Linked DNA regions of Mus musculus: regions 1 and 2 are each linked to region 3. Evidence: chromatin loops called from intact Hi-C (ENCODE). Cell type or tissue: heart. All regions are shown on one strand.

Region 1 (5,000 bases), 1.6 Mb before region 3:
GGGGTCCGAGATTTTACGTGGTCATTTGAACTCTGACCATAAGCCCGTCTGCATCTGCTCACTCTGTGAGGGTCCTTCAGCCATGAATTCAGCCATTTGTCTTGAAGAATGTCCCAAGAAGTGAAATCAGAGCATGCGAAGTCTTGTGTGAGAGTTCAGTAGAGCTTCCTGGTAGGAAAAAGAGATGACAGGCATCTTAACCTAGTGGTTTTGTGTCTGTTAGTGATGGAATCCACATGTCTATTGAATGTGCAGGTATGGTGTGTGTGTGTGTGTATGTGTGTGTGTGTGTGTGTGTGTGTGTGTGTGTGTGTGCCGGATGGTTATGTTAGGGATCTTCCTGGAATACTCTTCCATCTCATTCTTTGAGGTAACCTCTCTGTCAAACTCAGAGCTTTCCATATGACTGGTTTCTATAAACGGCTTGCTGTTAGATGGGCTTCACTGTCTCCACCTTCCAAGACTGGATTTACAAGTGGGAACACACCCAACTAGCAATTATATGGATTCTGAGAATCTGAACTTCAGTCTGCAAACTTACTGGCTTTATCTACTCCTGGCATGTATATTTTGTATAGGTTTTTAACGATCATGCCTCACTCACTAAAGGCTGGTCTCAGTTCAAGACTTCTGCCAGCCTCTGGCTCCCAAGTGATGAGATCGAAGGTGTGCACCATCACACCCAGTGTGTATCATGTGTATGTGTACACCACACACAAATACACACCCACACACACTCATACATTGGTCTTGTTTGGAATAACTATTGATGAAAGAGTTTGTTTGATAAATTGGACTTATTCATTGGGTTCTTTTGGTTAGAATTAGTTGTGAGTCCCTGTACTAAGAGAGCCATAATGGAAACAGCTATTGTTACTCTATACCTCAGACTTTTCTAATGCATAGGATTTTCCTTTTCTATTTCACCTTGGTCCTTCTCTAGAAAATAGAGTTTTCCCATCAACCTGGAGACTCCTTCAATGTGACCTGTCCAAACAGTGATCGTGAGGTAGAAGAACTGCTCCAAAGGCTGCAGCTGGCTGATAAACGAGCTCACCGTGTCATCTTGAAAATTAAGACGGACACTAAGAAGAAAGGTAGGACAGATGGCGGACATGCCCAACATCCTGTGTGCTGGCTGCGTAGATGCTGCAGCTCAGCCATATGCCGTGCCTGTGCGTACACACACACAAACCACACATACACACACAAACCACACATACACACACAAACCACACGTACACACACAGCCACAAGCAAGCCCTGTGCAGATGGGTTCTTGCCACTGTTCTTTCTTACAGTGACTAGGGTGGTGATGGGCTTTACATGTTTTGAGCACTATGGGCACAAGAGGAGCCTGAGACTTTATGTAAAATTCCTATCAAGTTTATTTCTCCTACTGATATTTTATTATATAAAAATACTTTCTGTGTTTAAAAGAAACTTTATTATTTAAAGTATTAATATTGCTTGCATATAATCTTTAACTTACTCAGTCCTAAAGTTCCTGTTTTTCAAAAACAGTTGTTTTTATTTTGTCTGGTGTGTGTGTGTGTGTGTGTGTGTGTGTGAGAGAGAGAGAGAGAGAGAGAGAGAGAGAGAGAGAGAGAGCGAGAGCGAGAGCGAGCGAGCGAGCGAGCGAGAGCGCTGTGTTGAGGCCAGGAAAGGACTTTGGATTCCTCTGGAGCTAGAGTGTAAAGGCTTGTGGGTCTTGGGAACTGGGCTCCTCTAGAAGAGCAGCTAGCGTGCTCAGTAACTGAGCCATCTCTCCAGCCCCTGAAGTTAACTTTAAATGGAACATGATTATCTATTGCCATTTTGTTATTTAATTTTAGGTCGTTTTATTTTATTTGGTACACTTTGGATTTATCATTCTTTTCCTTTTATGAATTGCCCACCCCACCCCCGGCATATTTATTTCATCCAGTCGCAGCTGGAACATTGCCATAAGTCATCACACTTGGTAGCATTGTAGTGCAGAGTGCTGCAGCTAGCACTGTGTGGTGAATGCACATTCTAAAAATGTGTTTGTTGTTGTGCCTTCTCTCTGGTCTCTTCCTGCCTCACCTGCAAGGAGCTGCCCTGCCTGCGCATGTGCCTGAGGGGCGTTCTCTCCAGTTCATCCTCACCTGGTGTCTTGAAATACGAGCAGTTCCTAAAAAGGTAGGTCTCTGTGCTTGAAGATGGACAGGGCTCTGTTAAGGACACTCAGATAAGCCTGATACTGGCCCTTAGAGCTATGGACGATAGCGTGTTCAGATGTGTCTTCACACCTCCTGCATTAATTACTACCCATCTGTGCAGTGCCACTTGGTTACTGCTGCATGGGAAACCTTGGGGAAATGGAAGGGAACGTTGAGGTAGACTGAGCCACTAGAGGGCAGTGTTACACCAGGAACTGTATTTCAAATGCTGGCGGCTGACTTTGTTTCTAAACATTGTGTAAACTAGACATTTTCTAAACCGCTTTACTGGACTGGCGCTGTCTGAGCAGAGAGTCTGTGGCAATTAAAGACAAGCTCCCACACTGCTCTGTGGAGGCGCCTGCCGCACGGCTGGCCTCGGGAAGCAAACGGAGTTCATTTGGATAAGAACGTCTTTCTGTTTTAATTTTACCAGCTTTTTACATTTTACAAAGTATAGGAAAATATATTTCTACTCTGCAAACCATGCTGTATAAGAATGCCTATACGGAGGTGACATGGGAAGTAACGGTTGTGTGCTTGCACCCTCAGAGTTTAAGTCTGGAATCTCATCCCTCTTCCACAGCAAGACGTCTGGTCTGTGTGTTCTGGGGCAAAGACTGAGGGTATTTTTAACGGGTGCACCATAATTTGTTGGCTTGATCATGAACATACGAGCTGTTCTAGATTTTTTTCTATGGAGAAAAATAATGTCAAAGCAGAAGTTTCTGTACTGCGATAGTCTTTGTACAGGTGTTTTAAACATTTGTATAAAATAGTCTTTAGAGTACAACTGATATCTTAAATGGTTTATACTTTAAAACTGTGCAGTATTTTCTGCTGTTTGAGCTTGTTCTTTCTCATTTCTTTGGTCTTTTATTTATTTGTTTGTTTGATTTCTTATTTATTTGTTTATTTATTTATTTATCTGTTTATTTGAGACAAGCTCTCACCCTGTAACTGTGGCTGGCCTGGAACTTACAGGGCCAACCGTAACCCCAGAGTAGCCCACAACTAGCCTCTTTCCTCAGGCCTTTTTGCGGGCCCTTGCCGAGCACACCAGCAGTGCCACTGAAAAGCGGAGGCTGCAGGAGCTGTGCAGTAAACAAGGAGCCGCTGATTACAACCGCTTCATCCGAGATGCCAGCGTCTGCCTGCTGGACCTCCTGCTCACCTTCCCGTCCTGCCAGCCTCCGCTCAGCCTACTGCTGGGTGAGTCACCCCTTCCTTCCATGGCCCCAGGCAGGCCTCCTGCACTTTAGTGAGCCTCTGCATAGTGAAGAAGGCCGGCTATTCCTGTCTCACAGTGAGTTCCATGCAGACACAGTGTGGACATGGCCAAATGGGGCTGGTGGGTACAAGTCAGGAACCCGGGGCAGGTTTTATTTTCAGACTATAGTAACATCTTTTTAGAGATTGGGTCCCTCTTCCACACTCTGAGTCTTTTTTTTCCTTGTTATTTTTTCCTTCTATTAATTATCCAGTTGTACTTTTTTATACTTAGAATTTAGCATCTTTTCTAGTTTATTTTCTTCAGTGATGAGGTAATTTAGCTGAATTTTCCTAACGTCAACATTGAGAGGGAAAGGATGTCCCTCATCGAATCCAGTCGGACGGACGGCATAGAGCACGTGCTCTGGGTGAATGCAGGGACATCTCAGGCCCTGTGGATTCAGAAGCGCAGCTTTCCAGGACAGTTGGGCCTTTGTCATGCAGGGACAGGCCTGGGGCACGGGGAGCCTGTAGGATCCTGTAGCCTTTCCTACTTTCCTGCCTTTGTTTTGTTTTGTTCTGTTTTTTGTTTTTGTTTTTTTCGAGACAGGTTTTCTCTGTGTAGCCCTGGCTGTCCTGGAACTCACTTTGTAGACCAGGCTGGACTCGAACTCAGAAAACCGCCTGCCTCTGCCTCCTGAGTGCTGGGATTAAAGGTGTACACCAGCACGCTCGGCCTTTGTTTTATCCGTAATGGGGCAGAGCCAGATGTTACCATTCACGTGTACACCATGAAAACATATGTAGTCCTCTTGGTAAGCCATCAGGCCTTTCAAGGCCTGTGCAGGGAATGACTAGTCAGGGATTGCTTTTTCTTCCCATGACTTCTTAGTGTTCTTTTTCTTTGACTTCCTCCTAAAATGTTTAAAAAGCAAAAACAAAAACAAAATCATTATACGAAGCTAGTCTCCCGCATTCTTTCTAAGCCAGCTTGGCTGGTGCTTTCTGGCTTAGTGGTACAATGGGAGTCGTAGAGGTTAGTACCTAGCCAAAACACAAGTTAGGAGCCAGAGGGAGTCATTAGGACATACAAAATTGAAATTTTCCATTTCTTTAAGAAAAATTAACACATCTAAAACTTAAGATGAGCACTGTGCCGGTCTTTGTTTTCCTGCTTTACTAAGACCGAGCTTAGAAGGAACTTTTAAATGGTTTGCCCAGACAAATTAAAAATAAAACAAATTATTCACAAAAATTCTAAAATTTGTAAGCAGATATTTCAAATATGGACCATTTACTGTTACTGTTACTGTTACACAGGTCGCTGTGCATTCTTAAACCACTGGGATTCTGCTGAAGTTGCTTTGAGAAAGTCTCCCACCATACACTTAAGTTTTTATTAAGTATATGAACACAAGAAGGAAACGTACATCTTACTCCTAAGTATTTCCTAAAATATCTGTCTTTGGTATCTTTGAGGTCTTGACTTTTTTTCACCTCTGAAAGCTCTGGGCTGTGTCTCTGGAGATGACCCTTAGACAGGCGAAAGCAATGAGCCTGCTGACCTCTTCCTGCTCTGCCCTAACTGTGCTCACCCTGAGACCA
Region 2 (5,000 bases), 1.6 Mb before region 3:
CTAAACAGGGCAGGGGCGTTTGGTGGCACGTAATTGAGCTTTCCAAATGGCTCAATTAGCTCGGCAATCTGACTAGGTGAAAGTCTGTCCCACTGGCAAACAACGATCTCTGAGACTACGTCGAAGATGGGCTTGGAGAGAATCCGTTTCCTGCTGCAGTACCCCATCACGGAGCTGGCCACAGCGGGGTCCAGGGAGAAGCACAGGGCGGACACATGTTGCTCTAAGGCCTCTGTGAAGAACCTGTCACTGTGTCCGAAATAGACAAACGCCTCCAAGACCTTCCTGAGCTCTTCGTTGGTAAAACGGGGGATGTATCTCACAACGTACTTGCCCAGCTTTATAAGCAGTGGGAGTGCGTGAGTCTGGTCCAGGGCCACTAAGGCGGTGAGGACATGGCTAATGGATTTAGGGCTCAGGTAGGGAACTACTGAAATGGAGAAGTTGTTTAATGTGTTTAAGAACATCTGGTGTTTGTCTACTTCTTCAGGACACACCTGCAGAATCCTATAAACGGACGTGATCTCCTCTGGAGCAAATGTTTCCACACTTTTACTTTGAAGTTGACGGACAACCAGCTTCAGGGTCTCACAACTCGCACCTTGAAGCATGGCCAGACTTTCCCCAAGGACACAAAGATGGTGGACTTCGAGGTTGCCTCTTTGGAGACGACGTTGGCATTCTGCCACCAGGCTCAGCATCAGGCTACTTTGAGGATCTGCAGGCAACAACGTAAGCAGAGATTGCAAAGCTGTCACCAAACCAGCATTGGTCAGGTGTGAGGGGTCTCGCTCACACCGGAGGCAAAGAGCCTGGAAGGCACGGTTCTCCAGCACTCCTTCTGGCAGCCTTTGCTCACCATCCCTCCTCCCTATCTCACAGATCCTGAGTAGAGCTGCCATTGCCAGAGGGACAGGCAGGGTGTCCAGGGCACTTATGAAACTCAGCACTTCCTCAAAGGAAGTGAAGTAGCTTAGTCTCCTGAAAAGCATCTCTTCATCCTCGTTTTGAAGACTCTGTCCTGGCTGGTTCCATTCCTGCGCCTGGGAGGACCATGGCTCGCCCACGGGATGAAAGTCATTTCCCTTTTCTGAGTGGAAGTTTTTACAGTATGCGTGATGGAATCTGACCCTGAACAGCTCAGGTTGTAGGGAGCAGAAGCACACACTCAGGCGATCTGTGACTGCCTTTGGGGCATGACTGGCAGGGTGAATTTTCAGAGCAACCACAGCTCCAGGTATCCAAAGAATGGACTTATGACAAAAGGCCCTCCGCAGGGTGATGAACGCCATGCCATAGAATTCACAACATGTGACTTAGCATAAGAAAAACAAAAACAAAAACCATGGTCAAATGCTGAGAAAGACAACACCAACGCTACGAAACTAAGAATGAGTATCCCATGACAAAGATTAAAAAAAAAAAAGAACCTTGCAAAAATATTTTAAAAACCAAGGTTTACTTTTCCCACCGAGCCAGGAAACAAGAGAAAGCCTGGGAAGGGGGTCCCCACTCTCCTGGTCCTGATTGCCACACCCAATTGGCTGACACCCAACAGTTGCACCATAACTAGACAAGGCACCGGTAGAAGACATGCACACCCCTTTCTAGGCAGTGTCACTAGGTTTTTTTTTTTAAATGAACTATGCCTTATATCTAAACTCCTTGAGTCCTATGTGTATGTAAGGATCTCAGATTAATGTTTTACCACAACGTAATTCCTCTTCAAAGGCCATGTTCTATGGACAAAGTGAAGGGTGTGCACCAAGGCATGTCTCCTTTAATATGTTTAAAGTTGGCTGCTGATTAAATAGCCCCCCAAACCCCATAATCCTATACATAAGTTACTACTCAGGCTTTCAGGCTTACGCGTCTCTTCAGTTTTCAAAAAAGGCTATTTTTTGAGTAATCAGAACTCATTGACCTTGCTGCGCTCTGGCTCATTCTGAAATTTCTTTTCAGTGGCCCTTGAACACCTTAGTGTTGTCGGGTAGACTGAAGCATCATAGGGCTGACTTCCTGTGGCTTCACTGTGTCTGGGCGAGATGCTGGCTCCTAACCCTAACTGCGATCGCTGCCCAGCCCTTACTTTAAGTCCTGCCTATGGGCTAGGTTACTGTAATTCAGTTCGTCTGGTTGACGCTTTTCCCGCTAAGGACCCTGCAGCCCAAGGAAACCACCTCTGTGTACAGTGAAGCTGGGCGCGAAGAGGAAGAGCTGGAATTCAGATTCTACCTCCAAATCTCGACACTCACGTGATGGGGAAAGGGAACGTCAATGTTGATAATTGCGAGAGAGGAGGAGCAGCCGACAAGATTCAAACTCCGGGTATGAGCCGGGCAAAGCATGGTAATTCGCGCTGAGAAGCTGGGCTGGGGCTCACGCACAATCACAGAAAAGCAAGCGGAGCAGGGCAACGGCGGAGGCAGGCGCCGCGCGACCGGACCGGAGCCCACGGAGCACGAGTGGGGAAGCCCGGGGGTCCTAATCCCGAGACACTTACCGAGCGGCTCCAAGCCGCACCCGGGACAGGACAGACACGGAGCTTCCGAGCCCTGGGAGCGTCCGTACACGGACGCTGCCCCTTACCTGGAGAACATTCCGGCGCGTGCGCGGCACTAAGGCCACCCACCCACCCACATCCGGCGATCAGCGATTGGCCCAGGTCCGCCCGCATGTCTGTTGGCGGTCGTGCGGAGCATGCGTGCTGTGCCGCGCGCGTGCGCAGTGCTCCCGGACTGTGCCTGTCGGAGGAGAACGGGGTTCCGCGCGGGAATTCGCGCCTGGAGGTATTCGGCGGGGGACGGCGGGAGCGACGGAAGCGGTGGGGGAGCCGGGACTCGCGCCTGCGCAGTGGGGATGAGCCGCTGAGTTTTCCGGACCGCGGTGGGGTTCACGGGGAGCACTTGGGAGGCGGACCGCGGTGGGGTTCACGGGGAGCACTTGGGAGGAGTCGGCTCCGCCACCTTTCCCAAAACCTCGTGAGCTCGCACGTGTCACCCATTGGTCCTGTCGAGTCTGTGGCAGTGCTTCCCGATGAACCTTTGAAGGGTTTGTGTCCTAGCTCCCCAGCGGATAAGCCACAAGTGCTTAGAAACTAACTAGAGTTGATTCACTCAGGAAAAGATAATTTTATATAGGCCGGCTACCACTCAGCGTTAGCCACTGGATAGAATGGCGGAGTGTGGAATCCCAGAGCCCTTTATCTTCTTTTTCTCTTGGTTATCTCCGGGGTAAGGCATGAATTAGAAATACCGTCTCTGTGTAAAGTCCATGTACGCTGACTACTGATAGATGCAATGATGCCATCTTTGATGACGACCAGTGCTTTGATTAGGATCTAGCAGGAAACACGAACTCCCCAGTTTCACGTGAACATTGTACAGTTACAGTTTTGGTTTTTTAAAGATTACTTATTTATTTTATATATATGAGTATACTGTGGCTGTACTGATGGTTGTGAACCATCATGTCGTTTCTGGGACTTTGAATTCAGAACCTTTACTTGCTCCGGAGGATCCTGCTCGCTCCAGCCTAAAGGTTTATTTATTATTATATGTAAGTACACTGTAGCTGTCTTCAGAGGCACCAGAAGAGGGCGTCAGATCTCATTAGGGATGGTTGTGAGCTACCATGTGATTGCTGGGATTTGAACTCAGAACCTTGGGAAGAGCAGTCAGTGGTCTCTTAACTGCTGAGTTACAGTTTGTTTTTGTTTTTTGTTTTTGTTTTTTGTTTTTTTTTTGCTTTGTTTTTAAACGGCAGAAACAATAGCCTTTGTAAGCGACACTGTGTTTGAGCATGGCTTAGCCCCTTCACCATTCAGGCTTATGATCCTAATTCAGAGTACAAATGGGCAGAAAGGCAGATCACTCCTATAGTTAGGCACTAATGAATGACAGACACTTGCAAGACCCAACAGTAGCTAGAAATCAAGAGTGGGTTTCACGCCATCAGGGACAATTCAAAAACGTCACTTTTGTATACCTCCTGTCTTAATTCTCTCATACTGCGATTCGTTTAAAATCAGTGCTAAGGAACAAGTTTAGAGAAGGCTGTTTGAAATTATGTTTGGGTGTCCTGCGGGCTACCTGCTTCATTAAACAGTGTACCCCTTTCTTCCTTTTGTGGTTTTTAGTCTCACTGTTAGAGTTGCAGCTGATGACCTGAGGTGATGAGAAGGTTTTTGTTACTTTATGCTACACAGCGAGGACAGGCAAAGGCCATAGCAGAAGAAATAAGTGAGCAGGCTGTGTCACACGGGTTTTCCGCAGATCTTCACTGTATCAGTGAGTCAGAAAAGGTAAGAGCAGCTATTCCTGTGCATTTTCCTGTACTTTGTTGTGGAATGAGGCAGTATACCCATTTTTTGTTGCAGGGGGTTTGCCCAAGCTAGCCTTGAACTCACATTGTAGCTTTGGAGAAATGAACTTTGGATCCTCCTGCCAACTAGCTGAGTCTAAACACAGAATTATACATTTGAATTAGGTTTAAAAAAAACCTCACAGCCTCATTGCACTGCAGCCCATCTTCACTAGGATAGCTCCTGTTGCTCCTCGGTTCTTTCATTGTTTTAAAGTGTGTTTGTTTATTGGGACAGAACAGGGCTCTTTGTAGACCAGGCTGGCCTTGAACTCTAGAGAGCCACGGGCCTCTTTTATCTTTGTTTCTGCCTCACCTTGACCCTGTAAAACCCCTTTGCTCATGTTACTTGTGTGTGTGTGTGTGTGTGTGTGTGTGTGTATGTGTGTGTGCATATACCTACCCATGTACTGCCTTGCTGCTCAGCGTGTCCCTTGACAGATAATGGGCCTGTTTACTTCTCATGTTTTCCTGAAATACAGAATTCGATAACAGTCTGGGGGTAGATGGGGCTTTTCTTGTGTGCCATGTGGAGGGAAAAGTGTTAAACTCTTCTGACCTCCTGGTGCCATCAGCGAAAGTGAACTAGCCTTTGAGTTACTGGGCAGCGTTATTGAGGCATCTAGTCACAGCACTGT
Region 3 (5,000 bases):
ACCATAATTAGGCTCAAGAGTGAGTTCTCTCCAAAGCTAGAAATGTGACTGGCTAGATGCTATAGGAAGACAGGTCTCGTCTGCAAAAGAGTGGCATACTTTACAACAATGGAAGTGGCACCCCTAGGTAAGAATAACTGTTACCTACTGTTTCTATGTTTGAAGTAATTTATACAAATCAACATCTGCAATTTAGTCTATGCTGTCTCATGTGTGGTCTATGTTGTACAGTGCTGTCTCATGTGTGGTCTATGTGGTACAGTGCTGTCTCATGTGTGGTCTATGTGGTACAGTGCTGTCTCATGTGTGGTCTATGTTGTACAATGCTGTCTCATGTAGCATGGCATGCCTCTGGCCTCCCCTTTACGACATACCAGACATTTCTTCAAAACTTATCTTCCCCAGACTTTGACTGATTACTGATAAAAATATCAGGAAAAGCTGGGTGTGGTGGTTCAAGCTTATACTCACAACACTGGGCTAAGGCAGGAGTAAGGGTTAAAGGGTAGCTTAAGCTATACAGTCTAATCCTATCACAAACAAAAAGAAGGGTAAACACTGAGGACACCATATACCAGGTATTCTACTCAACAGTGCACACACTCATTTAGTCTTCCTAATCCTGAAGTGATTACAAACTCTTTATTCATTTTATAGGCATGGACCCTCACACTGAGAACAAAGTTAAATAACTTCCCTAAAATCACAGCCAGTTTTGAAATCTTGGTTACTCTTGGAAGCCATAATGGTTTGGTGGATAGGGTATGACTCCCCTCTCTTTAAAAAATGTAATTCAGATAATATAAATTATAAGACAGAAATAGGGGTGTGTATGTTGTAGGATCCATTAGCTCCTTGGCTGAGGTCAAGGGGCCACAGATACAATAGCTTTGTAAGGTACGAAATACACAGCTATTAGAAGTGATCTGAACATGTGTGTATATTTTTAGGGGAATAAGAGAGCCATGTTATGTTGTGTGCATTTTATGTGTTTTGTTTAGTGTGGTTAGCATTCTCTAGTCTCTAGATAATACACAACTGCTTGCCACTATCCCCTTTCAGCCAGTATTTTAGAGATGCATGAGAGGGCAGGATGTGCCCCTTGTGGTCAGCGGTAGCCTATAGAGTACAGTACATTGGAAATGATGGGTATTGGCTTGTGCTTCATGGGAGGCATCCACTGGGATGTGTGTCAACAGCGACTGCTGATGCTGTGGCATTGAGGTGGTGTTTGAGACTGGGAGAAGAGTTACATTAGATGACTTTGGGAAATGTATATAAAAGGAAAAACAGTGTGGTGCACCTCACATGTACATTTGTGTGTGTGCCTGGTAATACTGAATGCCAGAGGATTTTTCTGTGTATGGTGTGTGTTTTATGTGTGTAGTGTGAGTTGAAGGAGGTTCAATCATGAAATGGTTCATGCCATTTGCTGGAGACAGACCACGGATGAGTGGTTAGAGATCAGAGCCTTCTGATAGTGACAGAGAACGATACAGAGCAAGGGGTGTGGATCACCCAGCTAGGTGACCTGCATGAGTTCCTGGTGTGGTCCGACGTAGTGAATGAGAAAGATGGGATTTGGACATGAGGGGTGGCAGGTGGAAAAGTAGGCGGAGAGGACTGTAAGCCACGCGGTAGGCAGAGGAGCTGTGTGGCCCTTGTGTCCCCGAGCTTGCACGCGTGGAACAGCTACTCACTTCCTTACCACCAGCCACACCTGGCCACCCTCCCCTCTACTGCTTCTCGGTCTGTCGTCTCTGTCCTCCTCTCCCCGGCGCTCCGCGCGACTCCAGGCCAGACTTACCTGGTGAAGGCGAAGTACATGAGGCTGATGATGGTGAAGCTGAGCAGGGTGATGGTGTGCGGCCGGTAGAAGAAGTCTATGGTGATGTCCTCCACTTGCTGCTCGTTGATCATGCGGAAATGCATCCTGTAGTTCACATCATCCTTGCTCAGAGTCCTGCTCCCCACGCAGGACGCCATAGTTCTTCTCCCCGTCCTGCCGCGGCCCCGGAGGCCCCGGCCCTAGAAGGCTGGGACCCCGGCAGCGACGGACCGCAGCAGCGAAGGTGCCTGACGCTGGGGCGGGGTCTGGCACCCTGAGAAGGGTGCTAGCCCAGGGAAGGACCCGCGCGCGAGGGCGGGGTCGCGGCGCCACCACCGCGTCCCGGAGCAGGGGGAGAAGGCAGCCTGAAGAAGCAGCCTAGTAGGGCGACATCGTAGAGCTCTCACCCTCCCCACATTACGGCGGAGTGACTGATCCTGGGAACGCGGCGACCAGCTCCAGGGCCTGCAAACCCCAGGCCAGCTCTGTCCCGGTCCCCCGCGGCGTCCCTTCCCGCGCCGCCGCAGATGGTCTCGCCCATTCGCAGCGCAGCCCACGTGGGGGGCGGTGCCGGCCTAGCGTGGCGAATCGCCGGCTTGCGAAGCTACGGTGCACCGTATCCCCGGCGTAGGTTGCACGGTCGCTGTGAAGCAGGAGCGCGAGACCGCCGCCCGGCCGGATTACTGTCCGGCCTACCTGTACCCAGCAGCGTCCGGGAGCCTCGCGGCTTGGTAGGTATCGGTGACCCGGAGAGGAGGTTCGGGCTCGATCGGTCGGTACCTAAACCTTGTGGTGGCAACGTCGCCGGGCTTGTTCATCAGCTTCAGACTAAGGCCCCGAGGATGTCCCGGCTTCCTGCGGAAGTCCTTCCCGGATAAAGCCGGTTGGTTAAAGAGTCTAAGGACTGCGGCTGCGCTGCCCAGAGGCCCTTTATTACGAAGTGCATCTTTCATCATCGGAGCTCGGGATTAGTTGTAAAGATTTTGAACCTAGAAAAGCCTGTTTCGGCTCTTGTTCCTATTCCTAACAACAAAACAAGAGTGCCCGGTAACCGCTGAGAGCTGGCGTACCCTACTAATGAACTTGAGAGATTTTAAGGATTTTTTTTTTTCTTTTGCCCTCTTAATGTACATACCGTAAGGCGTTATTCACGAGTGCACATCTTTACTCGTTTCTGAGTCCTTTGTGTCTTTATTTGTCCTGGACTCACTTCCACTCAACAAACTGGAACCCTCCAAACCTCTAGCTTGGTGCTGAAAAGACCCTGGGAAGGTGGGTCTCGAGAGGGGGCGGGACTGTGCTGTCCTTCTGCACAGACTATCAATCATTGACATTGCTGAGACAGCAAATTTATGTGAAAAGGAGTGCACTGGCAAGTAAAAGTGGAGGGTGAACATTATTAGTCTTTAGCACTCAGATCTTTGAATGCAAATAGAATTTAACAGAGTCTACTAAATGTGGAAAGGGTATTGAATTTGATTCTGGACAGACTCTAGAATGAAATTGGGGTTCTGGGAGCTGGTTTGTAAGTACCCTAGAGCCCTTATTGTAATCCCCAACATTATAAAAAGTACTTTGATGCTGAGAGTGGACCAGTGTTTTTTTCTAGAATAGCATACGTAAAAGCATGTGGAGAATAGTGTCTGAACCTCCATCATCGTGGGCTACAGTGACATATCCAGTCTTGACTGTCAGGACCCCCACTTGTAGATTGGACCTGCCTGGCTGTGCTGAAGTTTCTCTCGAAGCTTGGTCTTGTCTAGGTGGCACAACTTAGTTCCTACTTTAACTATTTTGGAGATGAGAGGGAGTTTGAGGGGAAAATTGGCAGGCTTGGAAGCCCCTTTCCAACTAAAGTTTAGCAAAAATTGCCTATTCCACAAGGTTATTGCCAACACCGCCTTCCTATACCACTTCAGAAGGAAAGATTTGCCCTTGTATTATTCTTAGCAAGCATCCCCCAACTATAACAAGAGATTAAACTCTCAAATGTTTCTTCCTATTCAGGACATAAAACTATCTGAATCCTCTGGCTAGAGAAACAGAACACAACGGCATAAGTAAGAGTTAATTGACAGTTACAGGTTTTTTGTCTGTTTAGTTGAGAATACTGCTGGCTAACATTTATTGAGCACTTTCCATTTATTCATTTATTTGAGCCGTGTCACACTTGTAGAACTTTGAGCAATCTTGCCTCAGGCTTCTGAGTGCTAGGATTACAGGCATGACCTCCCCACTCCACGCTCCTTTATAGTGATTATTTTAATTAATATTTAGGTATTGTACTCAGTTCTTTCTGCTGTTTTGGTTTTGGAGTTGGTTACTTGTTTGGGTTTTATTCTTTTTCTTTTCTTTTAGGCAGTCTCACTACATTGTTCCTGCTTGACTTGAGCTTTCAGTGCAACATCTGTGTCTCAGGAGGAGAATTCTAGGAGGCCTTCACTCCCGGCCCAGCTGCTCCCTATTTTGACCCTTTTTGTTTGAAAGACTTTTTTTTTTTCCAAGCATAATTTTACCAAACCAATTTTGTTCAAGTCTGTTTTGAAGAACTGGGTCTCAGACTCGGTCAACAGTTTCACTGTTTTATTTAGGAATGTGACTCATTTAAGACGGTGGTTTTCTTTTCATTTACCTTTTGACTAATTTATAACCATAAGATATATTTTAATAACTCAGTATTATAGTAATCTGCAACATATTTTCTAAATATACTTCAAACCATAGGTTTTTTGTTTGTTTGTTTGTTTTGTTTTGTTTTTTCGAGACAGGGTTTCTCTGTATAGCCCTGGCTGTCCTGGAACTCACTTTGTAGACCAGGCTGGCCTCGAACTCAGAAATCCACCTGCCTCTGCCTCCCAAGTGCTGGGATTAAAGGCTTGCGCCACCATGCCCAGCTGATAGTTTCCTTTTTTTTTTTTTTAAAGATTTATTTATTTATTTATTATATGTAAGTACACTGTAGCTGTCTTCAGACCCTCCAGAAGAGGGCATCAGATTTTGTTACGGACAGTTGTGAGCCACCATGTGGTTGCTGGGATTTGAACTCGGGACCTTCAGGAGAGTAGTCGGTGCTCTTAACTACTGAGCCATCTCGCCAGCCCATAGTTTCTTTTAAAAAGCAGATTAACAGTTGATTTGGTTGCATTGTAATTTGAGCATTTACAAAAAATTT

Evidence for each region. Hi-C counts contacts between places; a loop is a spot of excess contacts. Peaks named below come from ENCODE experiments on the same cell type or tissue, not always from the same donor. Only the 100,000 strongest peaks of a DNase experiment are listed, where the experiment ranks them.
Region 1: a loop joins it to region 3, with 5 times the contacts of the local background. A loop is called at or near these places in 8 of 42 quality-filtered maps.
Region 2: a loop joins it to region 3, with 16 times the contacts of the local background. A loop is called at or near these places in 8 of 42 quality-filtered maps.

Annotation. Positions count from the first base shown.
Region 1 is chr13:68,567,167-68,572,166 of GRCm38, reverse strand. It overlaps Mtrr (5-methyltetrahydrofolate-homocysteine methyltransferase reductase), which reads left to right. Exons shown (of 15, transcript NM_172480.3): 7 at 944-1,097; 8 at 2,075-2,163; 9 at 3,215-3,395. Among named protein-coding and RNA genes, the nearest start is that of Mtrr, 13 kb to the left of the region's middle. RefSeq lists an enhancer at 1-639. In heart, CTCF peaks have their summits at 2,172 and 2,378 (motif pointing right); no DNase peak of the experiment used is centred here; H3K27ac peaks cover 480 bases.
Region 2 is chr13:68,579,854-68,584,853 of GRCm38, reverse strand. Mtrr (5-methyltetrahydrofolate-homocysteine methyltransferase reductase) reads left to right here and starts at 2,685. Exons shown (of 15, transcript NM_172480.3): 1 at 2,685-2,789; 2 at 4,139-4,303. The coding sequence starts at 4,175. Fastkd3 (FAST kinase domains 3) reads right to left here and starts at 2,644. Exons shown (of 7, transcript NM_027123.5): 1 at 2,504-2,644; 2 at 1-1,315. The coding sequence starts at 1,292. In heart, no CTCF peak of the experiment used is centred here; a DNase peak (open chromatin) is centred at 2,713; H3K4me3 peaks cover 2,224 bases; H3K27ac peaks cover 1,784 bases.
Region 3 is chr13:66,930,494-66,935,493 of GRCm38, reverse strand. It overlaps Mterf3 (mitochondrial transcription termination factor 3), which reads left to right and starts at 2,422. Exons shown (of 8, transcript NM_025547.4): 1 at 2,422-2,559. It overlaps Ptdss1 (phosphatidylserine synthase 1), which reads right to left and starts at 2,664. Exons shown (of 13, transcript NM_008959.3): 1 at 1,808-2,664. The coding sequence starts at 1,986. In heart, no CTCF peak of the experiment used is centred here; DNase peaks (open chromatin) are centred at 2,123, 2,413 and 2,683; H3K4me3 peaks cover 2,842 bases; H3K27ac peaks cover 1,850 bases.